Linked DNA regions of Homo sapiens: region 1 is linked to region 2. The links are chromatin loops, found by intact Hi-C in ENCODE. Cell type or tissue: ascending aorta. All regions are shown on one strand. Links, peaks and the distances in the headings refer to the core of each region. The heading gives the core; the rest is flanking DNA.

Region 1 (10,150 bases), core at 4,682-7,181, 200 kb before region 2:
CCTGTGATTCTGATGGGCTACAATTCCCAGGCTTCACTTATTTCACTATAGTAACAGCACATGATCCAGGCTTGACCAGTCATGGTAACTTCTTCGTCTGGACACCGGTATTGGTTCAGGTTGGCAATTGATCCAAGCAGGGCCAATCAGAGACTTGGCTGAACTGATAGATGGATGATGGTGGAAGATTCCTCTGCAGAAGATGCTACATTAGAATGCAGCATGCAACCACACATAGTAATTGTCCTAAGCCACATGGAGTCTGCCTTATATTAAGAGAAAACTAGGCTGGGCGCAGTGGCTCATGCCTGTAATCCCAGCACTTTGGGAGGCTGAGGCGGGTGGATCATGAGTTCAGGAGATTGAGACCATCCTGGCTAATACAGTGAAACCCCGTCTCTACTAAAAATACAAAAAATTAGCCGGGCGTGGTGGTGGGCACCTGTAGTCCCAGCTACACGGGAGGCTGAGACAGGAGAATGGCGTGAACCCAGGAGGCGGAGCTTGCTATGAGCTGAGATCGCGCCACTGCAATTCCAGCCTGGGCGACACAGTGAGACTCCGTATCAAAAATAAATAAATAAATAAATAAATAAATAAATAAATAAATAAATAGAAAACTAACACATGGGAGCCGAGTGGAAACAGAGAAGATGAGAAGTGCCAATGTTGGTCTGACCCCTGGATACAGCTATATTTGAACTTCTAAGATATTCATTTACTTTTTTACTTTAGCGCATTTAAGTTGTGTTTGTCTCATTTGCAATCCAAGAGTCATCATTAACAGCAACGTAGTCTTTAAGAAAAATGTATGCAACCTTAAAAATAGCTTCCTTCTTAGAAATGTAAATCACAGTTGTTGAAACTTTAGAACAGGTTTTCATATAATTTGGTAATTTTTTGGAAGGTGAGAATTTTTTAGAGGCGAGAGTGGTTTCCTTAATCCAGGCAGGTGGTGCCTTGTCTGACAAGATTCTCCATCCAAATCTTTCAAAAAAATGTATTGTGACCTACTGGGAAGTTTTAGTTCAGGGAATAGAGTTGTTGCTTCACTCTGTCCCAAAATATTAGGAATACAGGACCCAAGGAAATAACTGAAATGAAGGAACTGTGGCCCATGTATCTCTTTAGGAATGCCTGTTGATTTTAAGATCTACTGACGATATGATGGATGAATCCACTGAGCTTAAGCTATTTTCTGTTGGGTGTGTTGGGAGAAGTGAAAAGGACGCTTTAAGCACAGACAATCAGTAGTTTCATTTTTAGTTTGTCTCTCACTCCAAGCTTTGTAATTAAGCATTTTTATCTTTACAAAGCCCACTGGCATCATCCGCTTTAAGATTTTCTAAGATGTTTCGGAATGTCTCCTTCTTCCTACTTCTTCCCTTTCCTCCTTTTTACTTTAATTTTGTCTTTTCACTTTGATTTTGTCTTTTCACTTTGATAAGTGATTTTCAGTTTAAATTTTATCTGTATTTTATATTTTAAGTTATGTTAAACATATTTTGGAGGTACACCAAATACACACATACATACTAGATAGGGCTGGAGACTTCTGGCAAACTAGGTGGAAATATTGATGAAATTATGCGTTGCATTTGGACTCAACTTTATCCTCTAAAAATCAACAAGCACATTAGAGAACTTAGTAAAATTGATCCTTTTGATAAGTATACTATATTATTATTGAGCAGCTGTGTGTAAGGAATTATGCCAAATATTGAGAATGAGAAGAAGAAAATGATTTGATTCTCTGCCCTTGAGGAATCTATGATGGGAAACAGATTCAATGTCCCAGAAAGGCAGAAGGAATGCTTCTTCTATTAGGCTCACATTACACCTGTCTTGATTATAGCATATATCATAATTATTTCTTTAGGTATTCATGTCTTCCTTTGGAATAAAAACTCTATGTTGAGCCAATTGGCTGTCTTCTTCATTTTTATATTCTCTGTGCCTAATATTGTCCCTGACACAGTAGTTATGTTTTTATTTTTTTGAGATAGGATCTTATTCTGTTGCCCAGGCTGAAGTGCAGTGGTGTGATCTTGGCTCACTGTAGCCTCGACCTCCTTGGCTCAAGAAATCCTCCCACTTCAGCCTCCCGAATAGCTGGGACCACGGGCTTGTGCCACCACACCTGGCTAGTTTTTATATTTTTTATAGAGACAGTGTTTTGTCATATTGCCCAGGCTAGTCTCAAATGCCTGAGCTCGAGTAATCTGCTTGCCTCAGCTTCCCAAAGGGCTGGGATTACAGGCGTGAGCCACTGTGCCCAGCAGTAGTTACTTAATAAAAGCTTGATGTCGATGCAGTTAATGGAATGTGCAACTCAAACTGACTTTAAAAATGAGGAAGTCTGCCAGGCGCAGTGGCTCACGCCTGTAATCCCAGCACTTTGGGAGGCCAAGGCGGGCAGATCACGAGGTCAGGAGTTTGAGACCAGCCTGACCAACATGGTGAAACCCCGTCTCTACTAAAAATGAAAAAATTAACTGGGCATGGTGGCAGGCACCTGTAATCCCAGCTACTCAGGAGGCTGAGACAGGAGAATCTCTTGAACCCGGGAGGCACATGTTACAGTGAGCCGAGATGGCACCACTGCACTCCAGCCTGGGTGACAGAACAAGACTCTGTCTCTAAAAAATAAATAAAATAAGAAGGATGTAGTTTCCAATACTGACCCAGATGCTGCTATAGAGAATAATGGACACAAAAGATCCTCCCAGACAACAGAATTGGGGGTGATCATGTGGGTCAACCAAGGAACTTACTCTCTGCCAGGACAGGGAATCTTTGCAGCTTCTGCTCATTAGGATTTTACAGTTGCTGAGGATGAGTGACAGCTGTATGTTTCCCATTCTTCCCTTGTCTGACCTGGAGTTTTACTTGTGGTTATCCTGTCTTTGTCACAGAAGTGGAGAGTGGATGTTTAGTAGATGAGTCACTTCTCCAAAAGGAACCACATCCAAACTCGATGGAGAGGTCTTGGACTCTGCGAGGTAACTGGGTAGGACTTTGGATTGGTTTCCTTGGGAAGGAGATGAATGTGTTCTTATGTCTCAGAAGGGTATGCATTGATTCTTGGGTGGCCAGAAAGGTGGTCTATAGAACCTGCTAATTGGCCTCTGATATCCGTTCTCTCAATCTCTCTCTCTCTCTCTTTTTTTTTTTTTTAATTTGAGACAGTCTTGCTGTGTTGCCTAGGCTGGAGTGCAGTGGTGTGATCGTGGCTCAGTGCAACCTCTGCCTCCTGGGTTCAAGGGATTCTCATGTCTCAGCCTCCCAACTAACTGGGACTACAGGCATGTGCCACCATGCCCGCCTAATTTTTGTATTTTTAGTAGAGAGGGGGCTCACCATGTTGGCCAGGCTGATCTTGAACTCCTGGCCTCAAGTGATCTGGCCTCAGCCTCCCAAGTGCTGGGATTACAGGTGTGAGCCACTGCGCCTGGCCCCAGCTAATTTTTTAATTTTTGTAGAGGTGGGGTTTTGCCATGTTACCCAGGCTGATCTGGAACTCCTCAAGCAATCCACCCACCTCGGTCTCCTAAAGTTCTGGGATTATGGTGTGAGCCACCATGCCCAGCCAAGTAAACATTTTCTTAGAGCCAGATAGGAAATATTTTGCCATGAAAGTCATAGGGTCTCTGTCCCAGTGACTCAATTCTGACCTTGTAGCTCCAAAGCAGCCATTGACAAGACTTCTACAATGGATGTGGCCGTATTCCAGTAAAATTTTATTTGCCAAAACCGGTGCCTGCTAACTATAGTTTGTTTATCTCTGTATCTCTGCTCTGGTGGAACAATAACATTCATGAACTCTGGTTCTCTGGATGCCCTGGAAAGAGAACTGCCCTACATTCCAGATCACCTACTAACTCAGATGTCTATGTGAAGGAAAAATAAGGCGTTTTGTTTTTGTTTTTTTTTGTTTGTTTTGTTTTTTGTTTTTGACAGGATCTCACACTGTTGTCCAGGCTGGAGTGCAGTGGCAGGATCATAGCCCACCGTAGCCTCAACCTCCCTTGGCTCAGGTGATCCTCCCACCTCAGCTTCCCAAGTAGGTGGGACTACAGGCATATGCCACCATGCCTGGCTGATTTTTTATTTTAAAAATTTTTTGTAGAGACAGTGTATCACCATGTTGCCCAGGCTGGTCTTGAACTCCTGGGCTCAAGCAGTCTTCCTTTCTCAGCCTCCTCAAGTGCTGGGATTACAGGCATGAGCCACTGTGCCCAGCCTGAGAAATAAGTTTTTAACTCTTATGTAAGTCACTGTTATTTTGGATTCTGTTAAGGTGTTCAAACCAATATCGTAATGCAACTGTATCTTCTGGTGAGAAGTATCTAAATATGGATGATCACAGTTCCCTGGGAGTGTTATTACTTTATTTTAGTCACTAATCTAGTTCTAGAAAAAAGAGTGATGATTGGGAAACTCATCTTTTCAAAATCCTGTAGCAAGTCTGACATGGTACTGATGTGGCACTATATCCCTTGATTCTGAAGATGCCAGTTGGAAGCAGCAACCAAAGATAACGTTTCTTTGCTTTTGTTGTTAACCTGAAGTCATTGTAAAGAAGTTGAATGACCTCTTGACATTTAGGAGATGTTAAATGACCTCAGAGCCAGTTTTTCACTAGTAAGGATATAATAAATAACTTGAATTTCACTAAATGCAAGTTAGTTGCAGGTTCCAACCTGCAATTCTGGTTAAACATAAATATCCTAAAGGCAGTATACTTGTAAAGAAAATTTCCATATATTGCATAACGTATTCACACTTTGCCCATCATTCAAGGCATTGCATGTGCTATTGTCAACTTCCCTAACCACCTTTTAAATTTATCATCAACATAAAATTAAGAAGAATAGTGAAATTCTTTTCATATTGATGACAGTCCACTATTTTCTACAGAGCAAGATAATCAAAACAAAATAATTGGTCATTTTGAAGAAGAAATTTACTGAATGAAGCAGTTGGAAAGAATGGATTACAGTTGTTTTTGAGAAAGTTTACATTAATTGTTCACATTAAAAATATATCTTCCAAGTATCTTCTCTGCTTTCCTTAGTCGTTTTAGCAAAGGCATCTGTGTTTATTTATTTACCTAATAAGTAGTTATTCTCTAAATTCTTACCTCTAAGTTCTCTAACTTATTCTTTAAGTTCTTGTCTCTAAGAACATTTATTTACCTAATTATTTATTCATTTACCTAATGTCATCTTTTGGTCCCATAATTTTAAATAAGTGCAAAGTGATGTTTATACTGCCAGTTTGGAGTTTTGCAGTAGCAGGTGTGATTGTCTTATAAAACTCTTTTGATATAGCCAATGTCATGTTCCTTATTCGTGTGTTATTTTCGAAATGTATTCAAGGCAGCACCCCCGAGACAGCTGTGACAATAATGCCCCCCCCCCCATGACAACAGAGGAACTGTGCCAAAGCTCAGCAAAACAAAATTTACTTGGCAGGGGAGAGAGTTTAGAGGCTTTTCACAGCTCTTTGGAAATGCTAATAAGGTCTCAACCTTGAACCATGTTTGCTTTTTATCTGGGAAACCCTTTCCAGTTACAATAGCATTGATATACTAAGAGATTCCAAGTTAGGAGTTTATACAGTAGGTTTATGAGACAGGTAATCCAAAAGTCAGGTGCTCCCTCTTCGCTTGGAAGAACAGTGCATTTTGGGACATTTTAAAGCACATTGTCAACTTCTTTGGCCTTTTTTTTTTTTTTTTTTTTTTTTTTTTGAGTTGGAGTCTTTACTCTGTCGCCCAGGCTGGAGCGCAATGGCGCGATCTCGGCTCACTACTACAACCTCTGCTTCCTGGATTCAAGTGATTCTCCTGCCTCAACTTCCTGAGTAGCTGGGATTACAGGTGCGTGCCACCATGCCCAGCTAATTTTTATATTTTTAGTAGAGATGGGGTTCTACCGTGTTGGTCAGGCTGGCCTCGAACTCCTGACCTCGTGATCCACCCACCTCGGCCTCTCAAAGTGCTGGGATTACAAACGTGAGCCACCGCATCTGGCCGGCTCCTTTAACCACTACTTATAACAGGCTCACAGCCTCAAGGTTGGCAGGCTTTACCGCCAGGCGTAATGTTGTGTTAATGTGGGTGAAGTACATTTGCAATGTGCAAATAGTTGACTCACAGCTCTAATTTTGTTCTTCTGAGTAGCTCTTTTAAGCTTCCCTGCCCTTTTTGTCTTATGTTGCTTAGATGACTGGAGAAAAATATTATTATCTGATGGCTCAATTTAAAGACCCACGATTAAACCAACTGAGCTCAGCCTTCACACTCACACCTACCTTTCAATATCTGGCACTAATCTTTTAAATACCTTGTCAGAGGAATACTGTTTCCTGGGTGTGTTCAAACTAGTCATGTTGTTATGTCCCAAAAACAGTGGGATCCTTTTCAGACGAAAAACACATGAAGGCTCAAAGCCAAGCTGCTGCGTAAAAGCTTTCCCTTTCCTTCCTCTGACCCATCCTCTTTGGAATAATTAGATGAATGGTGCTTTTTTCTGTGATTTATCTGTGTTTTTAAAGGCAAAACTCCCATGAAGAGATGGGCTATTAAGAATTCTCACAGTTGGCTGGGCATAGTGGCTCACGCCTGTAATCCCAGCTCTTCTGGAGGCTGAGGAGGGTGGATTGCTTGAGATCAGGAGTTCAAGACCAGCCTGGCCAACATGGTGAAACTCCCGTCTCTACTAAAAATCCAAAATAGCCAGGCTTGGTGGCAGGCGTCTGTAATCCCAGCTACTCAGGAGGCTGAGGCAGGAGGATGGCTTGAACCTGGGAGGTGGAGGTTGCAGTGAGCCAAGATTTTGCCGCTGCACTCCAGCCTGGGCAATGGAGCAAGACTGTCTCAAACGGACAAACCAAAAAAGGATTCCCACAGTGAACACTTTCAACTATTTGTTTGAAAATTTTTATTCCTCTTTTGCTGTGTCTAAAAGACTAAGAATCTTGAGGAGTTATGTATAAAAAGCTCTAACTCTCCTTTTGATAATTTTTAGAGTTAGTAATTTATAGCCTAAAGAATTATATAAGGCTGGGCACAGTGGCTCACACCTGTAATCCCAGCACTTTGGGAGGCTGAGGTGGGCCGATCACTTGAGGTCAGCAGTTTGAGAACAGCCTGACCAACATGGTGAAACCCCATTTCTACAAAAAACAAAACAAAAACAAAAACAAAATTAGCCGGATATGGTGGCACATGCCTGTAATTCCAGCTACTTGGTAGGCTGAGACAGGAGGGAGGCAGAGGTTGCAGTGAGCAAAGATCGCACTACTGCACTCCAGTTTGGGCAACAAGAGTGAAACTTTGTCTCAAAAAAAAGAATATATAAGGTGACATCATTTAGTATAAACACAGATAATATAGGATCTTGGAAAATATGAGTCGTATCAGTACTTAGCAGCAATCAGGTCATTTACTAGTTATGAGTAATTGACTCAAAATGTATCTTTTTCTACAAAAGAAACATTATTATTATGAGTAGGCTGCTTAGCATGCATATTATCATTTATTTAGTACTGAATGTCATAGTGTCTTTCTTTTTATTATTCTCATGTTTCTAAAGCAATAAGAAAAACAGATGGGATAGGCCGGGCGCAGTGGCTCACGCCTGTAATCCCAGCACTTTGGGAGGCCGAGGCGGGCGGATCACGAGGTCAGGAAATTGAGACCATCCTGGCTAACACGGTGAAACCCCGTCTCTACTAAAAATACAAAAAAAATTAGCCGGGCGTGGTGTCAGGCGCCTGTAGTCCCAGCTACTTGGGAGGCTGAGGCAGGAGAATGGCGTGAACCCGGGAGGCGGAGCTTGCAGTGAGCCGAGATCGCGCCACTGCACTCATGACTGGGCAACAGAGCGAGACTCTGTCTCAAAAAAAAAAAAAAAAAAGCAGATGGGATAAAAACAACAGAAGAATATTATCCATGTGTTTATGCAAATAACATGGCTTAAACATTTTGTGATAGCTAAGTTAGTGCTCTGAATAATAATTTGTATGCACTGAGTAGTCAAAATTTAAAAATGTGGAAACTTACATTTACACTGATTTCAAATTAAATTGATTTAGGAACCAAAGTATACTTTCATGATGAAATTATTTTTTAGTGTTTCAACAACTATACCTACCGTTTTTTTCACCCTTTTCTTTTAAAATAAAAATATATGTGTGCATATGTATTTAAATAAAATAATGCTTATTATAGAAAATTTGGAAAAAAAAAAACCCTGAAATTGCATCAGATAATTACTTCTGATAATTAGAACATTTTGACATCAAAATCAGCATAAACTCACGTTTTACTATCTGCTCTTCCTCCCACCATATGTTGATATTTTATACATTTTATTATTTCTTTAAATATTATTTGCTTACATGATTTTGAAGCTTAATCAAATGAACATACCACAATTTATTAAACAAAATTTCTATTGTTGGACATTCAGATTGGGTTCAACTTTTTCTTTTTATAGTAACATTCAGCAGAACACCATTGAACATAAATCTTTGAATGCATGTTGATTATTTCCTTAGGATAAACCCCTAAATCTAAGATTACGGCGACCAGAGTTACTTCAATTTTAACTGGTGAAATAATTTAAAAATTGTTATTTTCTTCTTCTTCTTTCTTCTTTCCTTTTTTTTTTTTTTCTTTTTTGAGATGGGATTTTGCCCAGGTGCTATCTTCGCTCACTGCAACCTCTGCCTCCTGGGCTCAAGGGATTCTCTCGCTTCAGTCCCTCAAGTAGCTGGGACTGCAGGCATGTGCCACCATGCCCCAGCTAATTTTTGCATTTTATGTAGAGACGGGGTTTCACTATATTGGTCAGGCTGGTCTCCAACTCCTGAGCTCAAGTGATCTGCCCATCTTGGCCTCCCAAAGTGCTGGGATTATAGGCATGAACCACCATGCCTGGCCCCCAAAATTGTTATTTTCAAGTCTAAAATTTCTTTCAGCTTCTACATGACAGATAATTCTCCTGACAAAATAGTCTTCCTTTTTAAAAAATGTGAAAGATAGTTTTGACTTGTCCAATAAATGAAGCTTTATCAGTGGTTGTGTGTATGTGATTTTGTGAATTTTTTTTGTTTTTTTGAGACAGAGTTTCACTCTTGTTGGCCAGGCTGGAGTGCAATGGTTCACTGCAACCTCTGCCTCCCAGGTTCAAGCGATTCTCCTGCCTCAGCCTCCGAGTAGCTGGGATTACAGGCATGCACCAGCATGCCCAGCTAATTTTGTGTTTTTAGTAGAGACGGGGTTTCACCATGTTGGTCAGGCTGGTGTCGAACTCCTGACCTCAAGTGATACACCTGCCTCAGCCTCCTAAAGTGCTGGGATTACAGGTGTGAGCCACTGCACCAAGCTGATTTTGTGAATATTGCAAATGTATTTGTGGAACAAAATGGCTTGGAGTCCCTCTTAAATGAATGCCCTGTTGTTCTCATCATAGCAATCCACCTACTGCTGTAGGCTTGATGTTATCACTCCTGCCATTCGGGCAGGTGTCTGGAGGGTGGAAGTAGGGACAAAGACCTTAGAAAAGTGGTAGGGTGATGAGAGATAGATTGGGAATTAATAGCAAATCAGGAAAGAAGCAATTAAGTAAATGACGAGAATTGAGGCTGGTTAGAGTAGGTCTGAGAAGCAGAGTAGATACTTTTCTCATTTTAATGAATGCTAATCAGCTGGCCTAGTGAAAACCTCCTCCTGATATGCCAAACACAATGGCTTATGCAAACATTTGATAAAGCATTCTCAGGTGTGTTAGTCATTAAGCCATGACCTTGGGAACAGATTGCATGGCTATATTCCTCAGTCATTTACAGTACACACACAGGTCCATAAATGCAGCTGTGTGAATATAATTAATTACTAACAATTCTTATTTTAGAAGTGGTAGTATCTTGAGAGTAATCCATAGGTAGTGGACAAGAAATAATTAAAAGCTGTTCTGCATTGAGCCTAGCCAGAAGCTCTAAAAGCTATTGTGCTATACTGTCGGAAAAAGGGGAGTTTAATTAATTAATTAATTCATTTATTTATCTTTCTTTTTTTTGAGATGGAGTTTTGCTCTTGTTGCCCAGGCTGGAGTGCAACGGTGTGATCTTGGCTCAC
Region 2 (10,150 bases), core at 3,156-5,655:
ATCTGTACAACTATCACTAAGGTATGGTGCCTATTTCACCTCACCCATACCAGCATTGAATATTATACTTTAAAAGTATAAATTTTCCAATTTAGTATGTGAAAAGTGATATTTGTATTAGTATTTCTTTTATTAGATTATATGTAAAATTGAATTTTTTTCTTTGCTTGCTAATCAGTTTTATTTCACCCTTTTTACTAATTATCTAAGATGGAATGAATTTCCAATTTCCTAAGGAAGTTAGACCTTTCTCCATTTCTAATATATGCGTTTAATGCTACAAATTTCCCTCTAAGCACTGCTTTTGCTGTGTCCTGTGAATTTTGATAAGTTGTACTTTTATTTACATTTAATTCAAAATATTTAAAATTTTCTCCTGAGATTTCTTCTTTGGCTCATGAGTTATTTAGAAACACATTGTTTAATTTGCAGATATTTGGGGATTCTCCAGCTAACTTTTCTGAGATCATATTTTGTATAATTTCTATTCTTTTAAATTTGTTAAAGTATGTTTAATGGCCCAGCATATGGCCTATCATGGTGTATATTTCTTGTGAATTTGAAAAGAATGTGTAATTCAGCTGTTATTGAAGTATTTGATAAACGTTCACTAGGTCAAATTGACTGATCTGTTCAGATCATCTATAGCTTTACTATTTTCACCCTTTTCAAATGATAGTCACTGTTAGCAACTAGTAAACAACAGAAGAGAAAAGTAAATAGGAAACTAATTACACTTTTAGTGTATATTGTAGGAAACAGACTGCCATGCATGCTTTCCATGAAGTTTTTGGTTTGTATCTATTACCTCTTTCCACAATGAAGAGGATGTAAGAGAGGAAAAGCAGGGTAAGAGGGTGAGCCAGAAACACAGAAGAAGTTGTTGAAAGGACACACCAAACACATCACCAGTCTGAGATTTTTTCCATATTTTATGTAATGCTTTCATGCCTATTGAGAAAATAAATGCTTGTTGATGAAGATTTTAATCTTTATTGGCGTTCTTTGGAATTCTTGTTTTTTAACACAAAAGTGATAGTATAACTCTTTTAAAAGACATCTATATAATCTTATGTTTTGAACTGGCTCTCTTTTCACTGAAAAATACCAAAAACTCACAGTTATAGAGTTGGAAGGGTAACTGTAGTACAGAAAGTTTGGCCAATTACATAGTGTTACAGTTTTAAGAGCTGCTTCCAAAGCAATCACACTATTCGGAAAAACTTTTTCATAACAAATGTGTTCTTCCTTTAAAATGTAAACAATGAGCCAATCTTAGAAGCAAACATTGACCGCAGAGTCATATCAAGTCCGTTGTTATAAGTACTTTAGTTTTAACAGTGCAGAAACGTGAAGGATAGGTTTACTTTTTAACTCCAACCCTGTTCAAAGATCACTTATTGGCCTCTGAAGGCACAGGTGGCATGCCTGTTATAGTTTAACAGGTAGCCTCTGGGTGAGGTATAGTAGTTCAGATAACTTTGGATGCTTTGGATGCTCTCATGTGTGGCAGTATGCACTTGCTAAAACATTCTCCTCTCTGGGTCTGGAAGCCTAGAGTCTATATCCATATGAGGCACTGGGCAGGTATTCCAGACTTCTGAGTCATGGATGAAAAATGCCATCTTGCAACTGACACAGCAATTCCTTTGCCAAGAAATCATCATATCCTTAGTTTCTTATGTTGAGGTAAATATTCAAGTTCTTGGTAAATAAGGTAGATTTTCTATTTGCAACCTATATCTGAGTATTCATCCTTTTGATAACAAAATTTACAGGGAATATTTTTTCTATCAGAGGCACCGTTAATTATACTAGGCTCTCAAAAGAATTCCAGATTCGCCTCAAATACCAGCAACTCAATTCTATTCCACTACTCAGATCTGTTGGGTTGGGTTGAATTGGAATTGTATTACATTTATAGTTAATTTAAGGAGTATTTACATCTTTAGGGAATTTAGTTTACATTTTTATGAACATCATATATTCTCCATGTATTTAGGTCCTCTTAAAGACATTTCAACAAAGTTGCCTAATTTTCTACATAAAAATCTTGCCAATCATTTATTAGATTTATTACTATACATATTTTTGATTATTTTTATATATGATATATTTTTAAAAGTAATATTTCTTAATCTTTGCTGTATGGGGATGTCATTGATTTTTGTCTATTGATCTTATATCCAGCAACCTTACTAAATTCCTAATTCTAATAATTTGTAGTCTCTTATGCCTAACTCCATGTTTCCATATAAACAACCATATTGTGTACATTTAGGGACCATTTATTTCTTCTTTCCAATCTTTACAATTTTTATTTGTTTTTCCTTTCTAATTACACTGGCTAGAATATGTAGTACATTTTGAATAGTCACAATATTGGAGGACTGGTGATTTCCTTTATTATCTTTGTGAGGCAAACAATATGCTTTAAAATGTTTGTTTTTTAGCTGGCAACTAGATGTTTTGTACCGAGAGAATTCAAGCTATGTAATCTGCACTATTGCTAGAGTCATTTCTTTTCTTAACTCTTTTCTCCTATGTTTACCTTCTCTACTAGTTGATTTGCCCTTTACACACTCTAAGTCCAAGTTTTACATTTGCTTTTCTCATTTCTAATGGTGTACTTTTGTGAAATTGAATATTGATTGTAGAATCTCCTACCAAGAACTTTTTTCTCTTTTCAAATTATTATACTTCTTAATATTCATGGCTTCTAGAAAGAATTAAATTTAAAAATAAAATTTACCTTCAAAGACAATGAGATGACCATGGATCTACCAAATGCTTTCATGAAATGTTCTTTATTTTTTCCTACAATATTCTCAGTACTTCCAAATGTGCAGGTTGCTCTGCTGCACAATGTTGGGAATGCCATTCACATCATGTGAGTAGCAAGCCCTGGGATTCTGCAGCACGCAATCTTCAAGGCTGACTGTGGTAGCCCCGCCTCTGCATTTCACTTTTCCGTCTAATTAGGACTGTGGGGTCTCTCAAGCAATTAGTGATAATCTACTAATGCCTAACTCCAGAAACAACTCTAAATGTGTTTCAAAAAAATTTCTACTTTTGGCTGCAAGCAGAAAAAATATCATGTCTGGGAGATATGTTATGATAATACAGCTTTAATAGGCAACCTCATTCCATGCCAAATCAGTGTTGATACAATATTCTTTTGTTTAGTATTATGTAATTAAGTAAATTGTCACTTCTGTTTCTATAAACACAATTAGGACGAGGTAAAAAAATGGGAAGAGAGGGGAGGAATTCATTTTGGAGAAAGAATCAACATAAAAGTAATATAATTACAACTCTCATTAGTAGTAATAATAATACTTGTGATGAGATGATAATGGTAAGGTAGTAATGATCATCATGATCATCACCATCATAATGATGCTGATATGCCCATGAATCCAAGTTGTTCGGCTTAGTTCCAAGTTTAAGCTGCATTATAGTTTAGTTTCTGCCATAAAAATTTCTTCAAAGCAGAGAGGGAGAGGATTTCATAGCATAGCTTCTGCTTTCTCACTAACAAATGATATATGTCAAACTTACAGTGACACAAGATTGCCAATTATATTATAACTTTATAAACTCTCATCCCATGTACAAGCAAGGTCAAAAATTAATTTTATCCGATTGAAACCAGAAGCTTTCTTTAGAAAGGCAGGTCTTTAGTTAAATACTAAAAAGGGCAAAGACTATAGCCAGTTCATTTTTTAGCTGCATATCTAGAGTTTTAAGTTACATATATATAATATACATTATAGGTAATATGGAGAGACTATAGATAGACAGATAGATAGATAGATAGATAGATAGATAGATAGATAGATAGACACCTATATATAGTATATGTATTTGTGGAATATCTTATTCATTCAGTACTGGATAGCACAGGTCTAGACCTCACAGGGGGTAATACCACAAGGGGAATAATGTGTGCAAAGTGCAGAGTAAGTGCATGTAAATAGCTTGCACTAGCAGAAAAAAGCACTGCAAGGAGCCAAAAGAAGAATATAAATCAATCGTGATCCTGGTAGAATAAAGTTGAGATGCTCTGGCATATTTGCAAGTAATGATACTAGTGAAAGAGCTAAACAGAAGGCAAAAATAGAGACCACAGGTTATAAGAAAAAGTTATGCACAGTCAAGAGTTGGAAAGCAACTTAACTTAAAAAAAATAAAAACCATCTACCCTGGCAGTGTATAAGGCATACTAGGCTTGCTGCTAATACGAAGTAGCCAGGGATATTTGTCTTTCTATCACTGGTGCCAGGCACAGGGTAAGTTCTCAATATATATTTGTTCACAATGGAGGAAGAGTGATCGGTTAGATAGCTATGTGGCCTACTTAAAAATACCACACTTTGCCAACGTCACATGTGGTTCAAGAAAATCTGTTTCTGAGTTGTTTTTGTGGGTGTGGTTCACAGACAATATTGGTGACACATCAGGAAAGATGGCAAGCAGAACGAGAACTAGTGCTACAAAAAGTGATCTCACTGTAACAGCATGGGTGGGCCTGGAAGTCAGTTCTCATGCAACCCCATTAGTTCTAGAAAGTTCTCATATGACTAAGAAAAAGCTGACAGGAATCAAACAGATTTCATCATTAAGCAAACAGAAAACATCAAGTAAGTAAGGGAAAATGTCGAATGAGGTTAGGAGGAAACAATTTTAGATACTTTTATAGCCTCCGGCCTCTTTCATTCCCTTTCTCAATCAGCTCTCCTCCTATCCCAACCCATGACCCTCTCCTACCCTTACCCCAGGAACACTAACAGAGCAGGGATGTTTCTGTATAATCCATTCAAGAAATTGCACAAGATCACCTAAGAAGAGGCTGCTATAGTCTGAATGTTTGTGTTCCTCCAAAATTCATGTGTTGAAACCTAACCCCCAAGGTGATGGTATTAGGAGGTGGAAGGTGATTGAGTCACCTCATGAATGGGATTAGTGCCCTTAGTACTGGAGAAAGCCTGTTTGCCCTGTTCACACCCTTCTGCCATGGGAGGATTTCTTGAGAAGGTGTGATTTTTGAAGCAGAGAGGGGACCCTCACCAGACATCTAATCTGCTGCTGCCTTGATGGTGGACTTTTCAGCCTCCAGAACTATGAAGAATAAATTTCTGTTGTTTATAAATTACCTAGTGTAAGGTATTTTGTTATAGCAGCAGGAACAGGAACCTCTGCTTCTAAGACAGAGGCAGAGCCAGGATTTGAAAAATTAGATGCCAGAGCTCCTGGTCATTATTATTGTACTAAACCAGATCATGCAGTAGTAACACTACTGGCAGAAAGCAAAATGCCTTCAAAGCCATTTTCTTAAAATTCTGTCATGAAGCAGCAATTATCCTTCAACTCATTTTTTTTTTTTTTTTTTTTTTTGAGACGGAGTCCCACTCTGTCACCCAGGCTGGAGAGCAGTGGCATGATCTTGGCTCACTGCAACCTCTGCCTCCTGGGTTCAAGCAATTCTTCTGCCTCAGCCTCCTGAATAGCTGGGACTACAGGCATATGCCACCACGCCCGGCTAATTTTTGTAGTAGAGAAGGGGTTTCAATGCATTGACCAGGCTGGTCTTAAACTCCGGACCTTGTGATCCGCCTGCCTCGGCCTCCCAAAGTGCTGGGATTACAGGCGTGAGCCACTGCGCTCAGCCTCAACTCAGTCTTTAACCAAAGGTTGCAACTTTCTTTACCAGCAAAAGCCACCTAAAAATTTTAAAATCACCCACCAGTAAAAAACAAGAAAACAACCAAGATTCTGAACTCTCCAACAATGAAGAATAGAGGAGGGAGAGGGCAGGGTGAACATGTTACTCCCACTAAGCCTCATTCATAAAATGGGAGTAATAATAACACATATCTTAGAAGATTGTGGTAGGATTAAATACATTAATTAAAGCACTCAGAATAATGCTTGACACATCATACGCATTTAATAAAAATTAACTATTATTTATCTTTTTCCTACCAGGTGCAGTGGTGCTTTTTTTCTTTTTTGCTAATTAGCCTAGAGTAAATTGCAATGTGTCTTCAGTTCCTGAAGCCTAAGGATGTGACGTCCAGCAATGTACTCATATTTTTAAAAATTCTATACAACTTATTTGGGTAATTCCATGTTGTGATAGTAATAATGTAATAATACTAACTCACCATAATTTGTTATTTTAACCAGACATTTTTAATTGCTCTAACCAAAGTGAATTAAAAGATTACTGATCATGCTGCAAAAGCAGAATGGTGAAATGATTAGGAGCCTAGACGCTCATGTTCTAACTCTAGGTTAGAATCCCACTCACTAGCAGAGTGATTTTGGGCAAATTATCTATCTTCTTTATGCCTCAGTTTCCTCATCTGTAAATTGGGATACTACGAGTATTTCTCTCAGAGATTTCTTATGAGGACTATATTAGTCTGTTCTCACACTGCTATAAAGAACTACCTGAGACTGGGTAATTTATGAAGACAAGAGGTTTAATTGACTCAGTTCCACAGACGTAACAGGAAGCATGACTGGGAGGCCTCAGAAATCTCACAATCATGGTGGAAGGCAAACGGGAACAGGGACCTTCTTCTCAGGGCAGCAGGAGAGAGAGAGAGCGGGGAGAACCACCACACACTTTTAAACCATCAGATCTCTTGAGAACTCACTCACTATCACGAGAACAGCATGGGAGAATCCGCCCCCATGATCCAATCACCTCTCACACCAGGTCCCTCCCTACACACGTGGGGATCACAATTCGAGACGAGATTTGGGTGGGGACACAGAGTCAAACCATATCAAGGACTAAATGAGTCATCATTGCACATAAAGTTCTAGGAAGAGTGTCTTGCACATAGTATGTACTTATATAAGTTGTTTCTTTTATACTTTTTCCATATAGTTAAGAAAATATATTTTGCCAGTTGATTTTTACAAGTTTATTAGTAAAATGTTCATAGAGAAACATTTACATTTCCTTACTCTAAATGTCCAAAATATATTTAATACTTATTTAACATACTTATTTTACATGGCTGAATATTACATGGTTGAAATTAAAGGCTTTATGTCAGCCTAATTTTAATATATTGTAGTTATTGCTTTAATTGTAATATATTGTAGTATATTGTAATTGTAATATATTGTAGTTATTGCTAATTGTAATATATTGTAGTTATTGCTTTAATTCTATTTTAATCTTTAGATGTTTAGTTAAGATCACTGCCTTTCATTATCTCAGCCTATTTCTTTTCTCAAAATCCATGCATAGGCTTCAATTATAATGTTTATATAATTGACTAGTAAATTCCCTCACTAACAAAGTAAACTATTAGGCTATAACAAATATGATACATACTTAGACTATTTTTATCTTTATATACAGACACTGCTAAATATCATAAATCATAAAGCTTAAAGATTTTTTAAAATACATGTATATATTTTTAATTTTTATGCTTAGCTACCACTATGAGTATTGAAATTAACAACAGCCTCAAATCAAGCAGTGAAAAATGCTAGTGAATGATCACATTTTAATGCTGCTTAATTTTTAGGCTTCTGGTGTGAATTAGCTATGAGATACAGCAATTTAAAGGATAATGACTAAACTCTTTCCTATTTCCTGCTTAATTTCCTTTTAAAGAAAAGTATTGGACTTTAAAAAATATTACTCATTCTTTAAATAAAAAAAACCAAGGAATTAGAATTCTCTTAACAAGTGCATCTTCTAGAGCAGCAGTCTCCAATCTTTTTAGCACCAGGGACTGGTTTCACGGAAGACAATTTTTCCATGGACGGGGTCGGTGGGGGGATGGTTTTGGGATAAAACGGTTCCACCTCAGATCATCAGGCATTAGATTCTCATAGAGAGCCTGCAGCCTAGCTCCCTTGCATGTGCAGTTCACAATAGGGTTTGAATTCCTATGAGAATCTATTGCTGCCACTAATCTGACAGGAGGCGGAGCTCTTGTGGTAATGCTGGCCGGCCACTCACCTCCTGCTGTGCAGGCTGGTTCCTAACAGGCCACGGACCAGGAGTTGGGGACCCCTGTTCTAGAGCAAAGAATTTCAGATGAAGAAATAAGTGACTAAAACAAAAGCACTTTTATAAGTTTAGAAAGGATGGCTCTATATAGATCTACATAAGAAGAAAAAAAATCAATCAAATAGTATCTGTGTCACGTTGATGTATCTTGTTGAACCTTCTAGTCCCATCCCAATGTTTAGCATCGTAAACACACATGCAGGCCAGGTGTAGGTGGCATTGGGGCAGCACTACAGTGACAAGAGCACCTTGGGAAGTACCATAAGCAGAGAATGTTTGCGTTTGGGTCACTCCCAGGAAAGTTGCAGAGACATAATAGAAAAAAGCTAAAACTACAAAGGCATTTTTTTAAAAAAGGTTAACTTATTATTATTATTTTTAAATTTTACTTTAAGTTCTGCGATACGTGTGCAGAACATGCAGGTTTGTTACATACATTTGTATGTGCCATGGTGGTTTGCTGCACCTATCAACCTGTCATCTAGGTTTTAAGCCCCACATGCATTAGGTTATTTGTCCTAATGCTCTCCCTCCCCTTGCCCCCAAGCCCCCAACAGGCCCTGGTGTGTGATGTTTAAAATGATTAACTTATAAAGAAACCAAAGTGATCAGCTTTCATATTTATAATTATAGAAAACATTAAACTCACATTGCTAAGGGTGTAGTTAAGACTTTCTTCATCTTCAGCTATGTCCTTTTAGGGAACTGAACATTTTTTAATTTTTTATACAAAATTTAAAAACTCTCCTTATTTAAAATTGATTGACTACCCAAAAATGTGTCTTTCTTTGCTTCCATTCCATGATTTATAAAGAATTAGCTTTAGTACTCTTTTTAGAGTGTAGGTTGAAAAGGCATTTTATTTTCCACCTCAGAGTAATTTTTAAACCACATCAATTATTTTTCATGTGCAGCCGTTTTTATCCACAAATTATTGCCTTAGGCATTTTTACTTTACCACACATTTCAGAAGAGAAGGAATGAAGGGGAACCAGCTAATCTACAAATGTTCACCTACAGTAGATCAGGCCAAAAAAAGGAGAGAAGAATATGACCCAAAGCTTCTTCAGAAATAAGAACTGCTTATTAATAGTCTAATGCAGGGGTGTCCAGTCTTTTGGCTTTCCTGAGCCACACTGGAAGAAGAAGAAGTGTCTTGCGCCACACATAAAATACACTAACACTAAAGAAAGCTGATGAGCTAAAAAAAAAAAAAGAAAAAGAAAAAGAAAAAAGCAAAAAAAAAATCTCATAATGTTTTAAGAAAGTTTATGAATTTGTATCAGATTGTAAGCCTCTTGAGAACAATCTTGGGCTTTATTTATGTTTCCCAGCACATAAGTAAACATTTCCCAACAAAATGCATAAATGGTAGGGGATAAAGTAAATTGGGAATCAACTCTTTAGTGATAATTAAATGCAAGGAAAGTAGATTATATATTCAGCGTTTACCAAGCTTGGTAAATAAAGCACAAGATTGTTCTCAAGAGGCATACAATCTGATTTGGCATGTAATAATTTGCACATAAAGCAATGAGAAACTACTATAAGGCAATAAAACATGCTAGAGACTGGGAGACCCAGAAAAAGAAAAAAAAAGCTGGATGGCGACTATGATAAGGTTTGGATATGCTAAAAAGGGGCAAGAAAGACATTCTCCAAAGGAATACATGAAAGTTTAAAATTAATAAGGGGCTGGGCGTGATGGCTCACACCTGTAATCCTAGCACTTTGGGAGACAGAAGAGGGAGGATTGCTTAAGCTCAGGAGTTGGAGACCAGCCTGGGTGACATACTGAGACCTCGTCTCTACTAAAGATAACAAAAATTAGCCAGGCATGGTGGCACAAACCTATAGTTCCAGCTACTCAGGAGGCTGAAGTGGGAGGCTCACTCAAGCCCCGAGGCTACAGTAAACTATGATCATGCCATTACACTCCAGAAGGAGTGTAATATCTTTTCTGTTTGCTAAAATTATACTGCTTTGGATTCACCCATTTATTTCTATCATGTTTTCTAAGAAGGAGAAAAGGCTACAAGATATTGAGATGTTCACCTGTCAATGAAAAGGAGCTATAATTTGGCCCAGAAAGAAAGTCTATTG

The links. Hi-C counts contacts between places; a loop is a spot of excess contacts. Peaks named below come from ENCODE experiments on the same cell type or tissue, not always from the same donor. Only the 100,000 strongest peaks of a DNase experiment are listed, where the experiment ranks them.
Region 1: a loop joins it to region 2, with 7 times the contacts of the local background. A loop is called at or near these places in 7 of 110 quality-filtered maps.

What each region holds. Positions count from the first base shown.
Region 1 is chr12:95,602,355-95,612,504 of GRCh38, forward strand. No RefSeq gene overlaps it. Among named protein-coding and RNA genes, the nearest start is that of USP44, 56 kb to the left of the region's middle. RefSeq lists enhancers at 8,810-9,378, 9,379-9,947. In ascending aorta, for the core only: no CTCF peak of the experiment used is centred there; DNase peaks (open chromatin) are centred at 6,067 and 6,468; H3K4me3 peaks cover 601 bases; H3K27ac peaks cover 1,886 bases.
Region 2 is chr12:95,801,582-95,811,731 of GRCh38, forward strand. All of the region lies in intron 2 of SNRPF-DT (SNRPF divergent transcript), which reads right to left. It overlaps LINC02410 (long intergenic non-protein coding RNA 2410), which reads left to right and starts at 1,516. Exons shown (of 2, transcript NR_135016.1): 1 at 1,516-1,689. In ascending aorta, for the core only: no CTCF peak of the experiment used is centred there; a DNase peak (open chromatin) is centred at 4,480; H3K27ac peaks cover 2,185 bases.